Regions from separate parts of the Homo sapiens genome. Here region 1 is linked to region 2. A link is an interaction called in ENCODE POLR2A ChIA-PET data of the cell type or tissue named here. Cell type or tissue: IMR-90. All regions are shown on one strand. Links, peaks and the distances in the headings refer to the core of each region. The heading gives the core; the rest is flanking DNA. Region 1 overlaps MGA (MAX dimerization protein MGA). Region 2 overlaps MAPKBP1 (mitogen-activated protein kinase binding protein 1).

Evidence for each region. ChIA-PET counts read pairs that join two places held together with the same protein. Peaks named below come from ENCODE experiments on the same cell type or tissue, not always from the same donor. Only the 100,000 strongest peaks of a DNase experiment are listed, where the experiment ranks them.
Region 1: POLR2A ChIA-PET joins it to region 2 with 6 read pairs; 2 of 35 experiments call an interaction of 5 or more read pairs at or near these places.

What each region holds. Positions count from the first base shown.
Region 1 is chr15:41,739,148-41,743,545 of GRCh38, reverse strand. MGA (MAX dimerization protein MGA) reads right to left here. Exons shown (of 24, transcript NM_001400225.1): 14 at 3,343-3,640; 15 at 374-1,000. Among named protein-coding and RNA genes, the nearest start is that of MAPKBP1, 33 kb to the left of the region's middle. In IMR-90, for the core only: no CTCF peak of the experiment used is centred there; no DNase peak of the experiment used is centred there.
Region 2 is chr15:41,799,898-41,804,295 of GRCh38, reverse strand. It overlaps MAPKBP1 (mitogen-activated protein kinase binding protein 1), which reads right to left. Exons shown (of 31, transcript NM_014994.3): 3 at 4,382-4,398. Among named protein-coding and RNA genes, the nearest start is that of JMJD7, 26 kb to the left of the region's middle. In IMR-90, for the core only: no CTCF peak of the experiment used is centred there; a DNase peak (open chromatin) is centred at 2,025.

The DNA of each region.
Region 1 (4,398 bases), core at 164-4,163, 61 kb after region 2:
CTTCAGTATCCTTCAGCCACCACTTCCATTGTAATGTTTTTTAGTATTTTGAGTCGCAATCTCCAGCTCCACTAAACTATCAGTCAAGATTGTTCAAGTTATCTCTCAAGGTTATCAGTTATTGTTATTAATGTTCTGCTTATAAAACTGCATATATTTTCAGTGATTTATCGCAATCCCGTATTAACCATGAGCTCTATTAATTTTAGTGTTCAGTTTTGCAGCATGCAGAGGTTTTCAGGAATACATGTATCATGTTACAACAGAAATACCTATACTGTTATCCTGATATATCTATAATCCTAACACAACCACAAAGTTATATAAATAGGTGTACAGTAAAATAAAGCAGCTAGTAACATCTAGGCCTTACCTGGTCTCTGGCTCACTGGTGGACTCCCATTAATTCCTGAGAGTATAATAGGAACAGAGCCCAGAGATGAAGTTGGTGTGGTCACCATGGAGGAAGATGCAGCTGCAGTCACCACGACTAAGGAGGTGGAAGCAGTGGAAGCAACAGGAAGAGTTATGGTTGAAGGAGATGCTACCAAAGACTTAGGAAAAGCAACTGAAGCCACAGGGGTAGTTATCCCAGTGGTTTTGGTAAGGTTCACAGTGGCTGTAGACTGGGTAGATGTTACAGAGGTGCTGGTATTAGTTTCAGAGACCTCAACAACCCCTGTAGTGGTGGCACCAGAAGAATAAGTAGTTTCTTTAGTTTCCACGTCAGAAATAGCAGTCATAGGTGTCACAGCAGTAGTATTTTCTAAAAACACTTGAGGGGTGGTAGTAGTGACAGCAGCAGTCACAGGGCTGCACACCTGAACTGGCTCAGAAGAAACCACAGGTGTGACGACCATTACTGGAGAAGGTCTGATACTGAACTTCTGTGTCCCTGCCAGGGTTTGGGGTGTGCTAACTCCAGGTATCTTCTGCTGCAAGGCTCCAACTTTACTCATCACAAACTGTGTGAACACACCACCAGGAGAGGGTCGAGCCGCTGCAAACAGAAATTTGCAGGTCAAAAATCTTCAGTTCTCATATTTTATCCTCTTAGTGACTGTGCTTACCGACATTTACTGTGCACTACTGGGTCAATTTCTTACAGGTACTACCTACCTGTATTATTTGTGCCAATTTCTTTTTTTTCTTTTTTAAGATGGAGTTTCTTTCTTGTTGCCCAGGCTAGAGTGCAATGGCGCGATCTCGGCTCACTGCAACCTCTGTCTCCCAGGTTCAAGCAATTCTCCTGCCTCAGCCTTCCCGAGTAGCTGGGATTACAGGCACATACCACCAAACCCAGCTAATTTTTGTATTTTTAGTAGAGACAAGGTTTCTCCATGTTGGTCAGGCTGGTCTTGAACTCCCGACATCAGGTGATCTGCCTGCCTCGGGCCTCCCAAAGTGCTAGGATTACAGGTGTGAGCCACCACACCCAGCATCTGAGCTTATTTCTACTCTCAGAAATCAAACGCTTGCCTTGACCAAAAACAAACCTCAGTTCTAACAAGAAAGGGATTAAAATTGAGTGTTCCAGGCCAGACACAGTGACTCACACCTGTAATCCCAGCACTTTGGGAGGCCGAGGTGGGCAGATCACGAGGTCAGGAGTTCAAGACCAGCCTGGCCAACACGGTGAAACCCCGTCTCTACTAAAAATACAAAAATTACCAGGGCATGGTGGCACGTGCCTGTAATCCCAGCTACTCAGGAGGCTGAGGCAGGAGAATGGTTTGAACCCAGGAGGTGGATGCTGCAGTGAAATGAGATAGTGCCACTGCACTCCAGCCTGGGAGACAGAGCAAGACTCTGTCTTGAAAGAAAAATTAAAAAATTAAATAGAGTGTTCCTACTAAAATTCTTTTGACTGTGCAATATATTCAAACTGTCAGGATACTAAAAAGACAATACAGTAGCAAAAACTTCATCACCTAATACAGATAAAAGAAAATGAGAGGGTTTGTTTCCCCCAATTTCTAATGTAAAAACTTGTTTCTACCATTTCCTCCTGTCTGAGCACTCTCACCTCTTTACAGCTGTGCTATTATGAGATGCTTACGTATTACATATTCCTAAAATATATAAAGACATTTCTCCAAACAGATCAGGATAGGATTGCTTTTTTTACTCCCCTTAATCACAACTGAAGCTGCCTTAATAAAAGGTAAAATAGATTCTTTTTTTTTTTTTTTTTTTTTTGGAGATGGAGTCTCACTCTGTCACCAGGCTGGAGTGCAGTGGCACGATTTCGGATTACTGCAACCTCTGCCTCCCGGGTTCAAGTGATTCTCCTGCCTCAGCCTCCCCAGTAGCTGGGACTACAGGCGCATGCCACCACTCCCGGCTAATTTTTGTATTTTTAGTAGAGATGGGGTTTCACCATGTTGGCCAGGATGGTCTCTATCTCTTGACCTCGTGATCCACCCGCCTCGGCCTCCCAAAGTGCTGGAATTACAGGAGTGAGCCACCGCGCCCGGCCAAAATAGGTTTTAAGGCAAACAATAAATATCTTCTATCTTCACACAACTCTAACCATTCAGCCAGAGATTTCAACTGACACTCTTACCTAACATTCCTAACAGATTTGAAACAACAAAAAGAGGAATTCAATAAACCAACTATAGATACTCTCAATGCTAAAACACAAATGTTTCAAGAAGGTAATTTATTACAGACTTCAGCATTTAAATGTTAAGGAAAAGAGAGATTTTCATTCATAGAACAGAGATGAATGGAATAAATCAACACTTTCAAAATTGTATTTATAGGAGCTTTCCACTTTAAGCCTATACTACTTACACCACTAGCTTTTGCTAGCTCCTTGGTTTCATAAGTTTAAGAAGTATCAACAGAAGCATTTACATAGCACCAGCAAGAGTTCAACAAGAGGCCAGAAACACCAGTCCTCACAGGAAAATAGTAAACTATTTTTAATTTAGTAAAATATTTTAGTAAATAATTTAGTATAATAGTAAACTATTTTTAAATGTCTTCCCTTTTTAGAAACAAAATTAAAATCCTTAAGTCTTTTCTACATTAATAACAACCAGTCTGAAAACCTTAAAAATAACTATAAAACTTGCCTTCAAGTCAGTGTTATTAAAAAATAAAAAATATATATAAAACCAAGAAATTAACTATAAAACAACTCAATTCATCTAATATTGCAGGTTATCAGACGTTAACCCCAAACAATCAAAAAAGTCCAGGCAAGACAGACAACAAGAATAAGAATAATGCCAAAGTACATATTTCTCTAATTTTTACAACCTCCATACCTGTACCCACTGTCCCACCACCAAGTCATAGGCCTTTCCAAACCATACATACACCCCAACTTACCAATTGGCCGTTTTGCTGGGACAAACGCCTTCAGATTCTTCCCAGGGCGATTTGTTGCAGTGCCAGAGGAGGATGCCATTTTGGAATTGGATGTTGAAGGCAACAGGGTACGTGGTTTCCTGGATGCAGCCACCTTGGCATTGGATGCTACCTTGGAGATGACAGTACTGAGGGTTGAGAGGTCCAGGACTGAGGGTCGCAACCTGCCTGTGATATAAGCAGCTAGCCTATTGGCTGGATGCAATGCCCCCATCTGTCCCAATAGCAACTTAGCCTGCGGGTAACTCTTACCATTAACCTGAAACAAGTGGCAAAGAGAAATTCTGTAAAGATAAAATTCTCTTGCTAACTCCTCTCCCTTGACAGGGGCTTCATTTTTACAAGTTTTCATAAGTCTATTTTTCAGATTTAAAAGGGAAAAAGAAGTAGACTTTTTCCATTTAGAATAATCTGAGTAATCAGAAGGTAGAAAAATGCTGTCAACTGATATTCTGAACTAATCTCATCTCCTTCATATTGTAGTTTGAAAATAGAGAATCGGAAACTCATCATTTCTGCATCCTAGTTATGTGAAAGTTATCATCAAATCTAAACAACTAGAATTATCCAATTGTTTTCCTTGTAAATAAGGCATTCTGGTTAAGCTATTAACCTCATCAGCAAAAATGAGTGTCCCACAGAATCTCTCTGATAAGACCAGAGAGACATAATGAAGCTCTCACACAAGGGTCCTTTCAAGCATCCTTCATATTTGAAAAATATAAGTGAAATCTACTTTAAGTTATAAGACAATCATTGTTGCAATAACCTAAGCCACAATTACCTCACAGTTTTTCATTTTCAAAAAGCTTAGCTTTGAAAATACTATTTTCATCTCTTGGATAAAACATGGGTTCAAACTGAATGTTGGTACGAACTCATTCTTATTCTAGACATAATTAACTAAATAGTCAGAAGAAAGTGAACCAACAAATGAAGTAAAGATCCCCTCTGCTGCCTGAGTTTATCAGACTGCCCATCATGGGTACCAGCACAGTTGTTTTTTGTGGGGGTTGA
Region 2 (4,398 bases), core at 149-4,148:
ACACCAGAGGACCACTTGGGAGAGACACTGACCCCAAACCCAGGGGCAGAAGTCTCCCTTGCACAGACTGAGCTGCCCATAAATGGGGCTCTTCTCATTCAAAGGGCAGGTAGGCAGCTTAGAGGAAAAGCAATTTGTTAAAAATAAGCAGAAAGTGGCCGGGCACAGTGGCTCACACCTGTAATCCCAGCACTTTGGGAGGCCAATGTGGGCAGATCACCTAAGGTCGGGAGTTTGAGACCAGCCTGACCAACATGGAGAAACCCCATCTCTACTAAAAATACAAAATTAGCTGGGCATGATGGCGCATGCCTGTAATCCCAGCTACTCTGGAGGCTGAGGCAGGAGAATTGCTTGAACCCAGGAGGCGGAGGTTGCGGTGAGCTGAGATCGTGCCATTGCACTCCAGCCTGGGCAAGAAGAATGAAACTCTGTCTCAAAAAAAAACAGTGTGGTCTCCCCCTACTCTGTGCCATTTTAACAATCAGAGCTCTACAGTCATACTACTTGGGTTAGAACCCCATTACACACACTAGCTATGTTACCTCAAGCAAACTCCTTAACCCTTTTGGTTTTTTTAAGAGGCAGGGTTTCACTGTGTCACCCAAGCTGGAGTGCAATGGCACGATCATAGTTCACTGCAGCCTTCACCTCCTGGGCTCAAGCAATCCTCCTGCCTCAGCCTCCCCAGTTGCTAGGACTACAGGCACATGCCACCATACCCAGCTAATTTTTTTTATTTTTACTTTTTGGTAGAGACAGGGTTCTCACTATGTTGCCCAGGCTGGTTTCAAATTCTTGGTCTCAAGCAATCCTCCCACCTTGGCTTCCCAAAGCCACTGCACCCTGCCTGCTTAACCTTTTTTTTTTTTTTTTTTTTTTGAGATGGAGTCTTGCTCAGCCGCTCAGGCTGGAGTGCAGTGGCACGATCTCGGCTCACTGCAACCACCGTCTCCCAGGTTCAAGCGATTCTCCCAGCTCAGCCTCCCGAGTAACTGGGACTACCAGCACCCGCCATCACGCCAGGCTAATTTTTGTATTTTGCTAGAGACAAGATTTCACCATGTTGGCCAGGCTGGTCTTGAACTCCTGACCTCAGGTGATCCGCCCACCTTGCCCTCCCAAAGTGCTAGGATTATAGGCGTGAGCCACTGCACTTGGCCTGCTTGACCTCTTTGGATCTCAATTTCCTCCTCTAAAATATGAGGGTGATAATAGTTGCTCAGAGTATTAAATAATTCATATAAAGTGCTTAAAAAGTACCTGGCATAGAATAAGTACAGTCATACGTCACATAATAACATTTTGGTCAACAGCGAAGGGCATGTATGACAGTAGTCCCGTAAGATTATAATGGAGCTAAAATATTCCTGTCACTTAGTGACATCTTGATGATCCTGACCCTATGTAGTTCTATGCGCTAGGCTAATGTGTGTGTTTGTGTCTTTGTTTTTAACAAAAAAGTTTAAAAAGTTAAAAACAACATTTAAAGCTTATAGAAGATAAAAAGAAAATACTTTTGGGTCAGGCACAGTAGCTCATGCCTGTAATGCCAGCACTTTGGGAGGCCAAGGAGGGCTGATCACTTGAGGTCATTAGTTCAAGACCAGCCTGGCCAACATGGCGAAACCCCATCTCTACTAAAAATACAAAAATTAGCCAGGCGTGGTGGCAGGAGCCTGTAATCCCAACTACTCAGGAGGCTGAGGCAGGAGAATCACTTGAACCCAGGAGGCAGAGGTTGCAGTGAGCTAAGATCGTGCCACTGCATTCCAGCCTGGGTGACAGAGGGAGACTCCATCTCGGAAAAAAGATAAAAGAAAGATATTTTTGTATAGCTGTACTGTGTTTGTGTTTTAAGCTAAGTGTTACTACAAGAGTCAAGAAGTTAAAAAAAAAAGTTTATAAAATGTAAGAAAGTTACAGTAAGTTAGGTTAATCTATTATTGAATGTATGTTTTTAAAATAAATTTAGTATGGCCAAGTGTACAGTGTTTGTAAAGTGTACAGTAATGTTTCTGGCACTCACACTCACTCACCACTCACTCACTGACTCACCCAGAACAACTTCCAGTCCTGGAAACTCCATTCATGGTAAGTGCCTTATACAGGTGTGCCTTTTTAAAATATATTTTATATGATATTTTAACCATACTTTTTCTATGTTTAAATATACAAATACCATTGTCTTAGGATTATGTACAGTATTCAGTACAGTAACCTGCTGTGCAGGTTTGTAGCCCAGGCGCAACCGGCTACACCATGTAGCCTAGGTATGTAGTAGGCTATACCATCTAGGGTTTGTGTAAGTATACTCTGTAATGTTCACTCAACAACGAAACTGCCAAATGACACATTTCTCAGAACATATCCCCATCATTAAGTGACACATGACTGTACTTGATTGATAAAGGTAGCTTTTTTTGGTGGTGGCTTGTTTTTTTTTAAGACAGAGTCTCTCTTTGTCGCCCAGGCTGGAGTGCAGTGGCGAAATCTGCACTCACTGCAACCTCCACCTCCTGGGTTCAAGTGATTCTCATGCTTCAGCCTCCCAAGCAGCTGGGACTACCAGCACCCGCCATCACACCCAGCAAATTTTTTTATGTTTTTAGTAGAGACAGGGTTTCAACATGTTGGCCAGGCTGGTCTCCAACTCCTGACCTCAAGTGATCCGCCCACCTTGGCCTCCCAAGGTACTGGGATTATAGGCGTGAGCCACCGGGCCCAGCCTGATAAAGGAAGCTTTTTTGATGAGGTGATAAAACTAAGCAAATCATGTATCTAGTATAAAAACTATAAAAGTTGCTATGAAAATTACATTGGGGAATGAACTAGGCATTAACAAGTTAATGGTAGAGTAAGAAAGGTACAGCAGTAGCGCTACTCATTTTCACATTCCTGTGCCTATCAGCATGGAACAGAGTGAGCCAGAAGCAGGAGGGGTTCCAAGCTTTCTCCAGAAGCCTGAAGAAACTATGGTTGGAGGTTTCCCACTTGTAGGAGCAGAGGAGTGAAAAGGCAGCAAGAGAAAGAATAGTAGCCCCACTCCCCTACTTCTCTTCTATGGCACTGATCTCTCTCAAAGTGACTAGAACAGGCGAATATTCATAATAGCTAAGAAGTAGAAACAACCCAAATGTCCATCAACTGAAGAATAGATAAAATGTGCTACATCCATCCAGTGGAATATTATTCAGCCACAAAAAGGAATAAGGTAGCGATACATGCTGTGACATAGATTAACCCTGAAAACATTATGCTGGCCAGGCGTGGTGGCTCACGCCTGTAATCCCAGCACTTTGGGAAGCTGAAGCGGGAGGACTGCTTGAGCCCAGGAGTTCGAAACTAGCCTAGGCAATAGAGTTAGACCCTGTCTCTACAAAAAAATGGAAAAATTAGCTGGGCATGGTGGCACACACCCATAGCTCCAGCTATTCAGGAGGCTAAGGCAGGAGGCTGAGGCTGCAGTCAGCCATGATCATACCACTGCACTCCAGGCTGGGCAACAAAAAGAAGCCAGTTACAAAAGGCCAAATACAGTGTTACCTGATTCCGTTTATATGAAATATCCAGAATAGGCAAATTAATGGAGACAGTGGTTGCCTAGGGATGAAGGTCTGGTAAGGTGGGGGTGGGAATGAAAAGTGACTGATAGGAATGGGGCCAGGCACAGTGGCTCACGCCTGTAATCCCAGCACTTTGGGTGGCTGAGGCAGGTGGATGGCTTGAGCTCAGGAGTTCAACACCAGCCTGGGCAATGTGGTGAAACCCCATCTCTACAAAAAATTAGCCAGGCATGGGGCAGTGCGCCTGTAGTCCCAGCTACTCGGGAGACTGAGGTGGGAGGATTGCTTGAGTGTCGGAGGCGGAGGTGCAGTGAGCCAACATCGAGCCACTGCACTCCAGCCTAGGCAACAGAGCCAGAACCTGTCTCAAAAAAAAAAGGGAACAAGGTCATGAAAATGTCCTAAATTTGATTGTGGTGATGGGTGCACAACTCTGTGAATATACTAAAAAACTACTGAATTGGGTATTTTAAATAGTGAGTTATATGGTATGTGAATTACATCTCAATAAAGCTGTTTTTTAAATGACTGGAAGGTAGTTACTGAAGATGGTGCTGGGAACTGTGTGTAACATAAAGTGTAAATCTGTGTGTGGGAGGTGGGGTAGATAACTGAAAAGCAGCACAGGATGGCAACAATGACAGCACCCGACAAAGAACCTTTACCTGGTCCTGCGTCTCTTTACAAAAATGACAACAAAACATTAACCTGTATCTATCTTCCAGAAGATACCAGAAAATCCCTGCCCATCCCAACTGCTCTAGCGTGGCTATAAATTCCCATGCATCAAGATCTCTTCCAAGGCGCTTACTTACCCTGCTGGGTAAGCAAC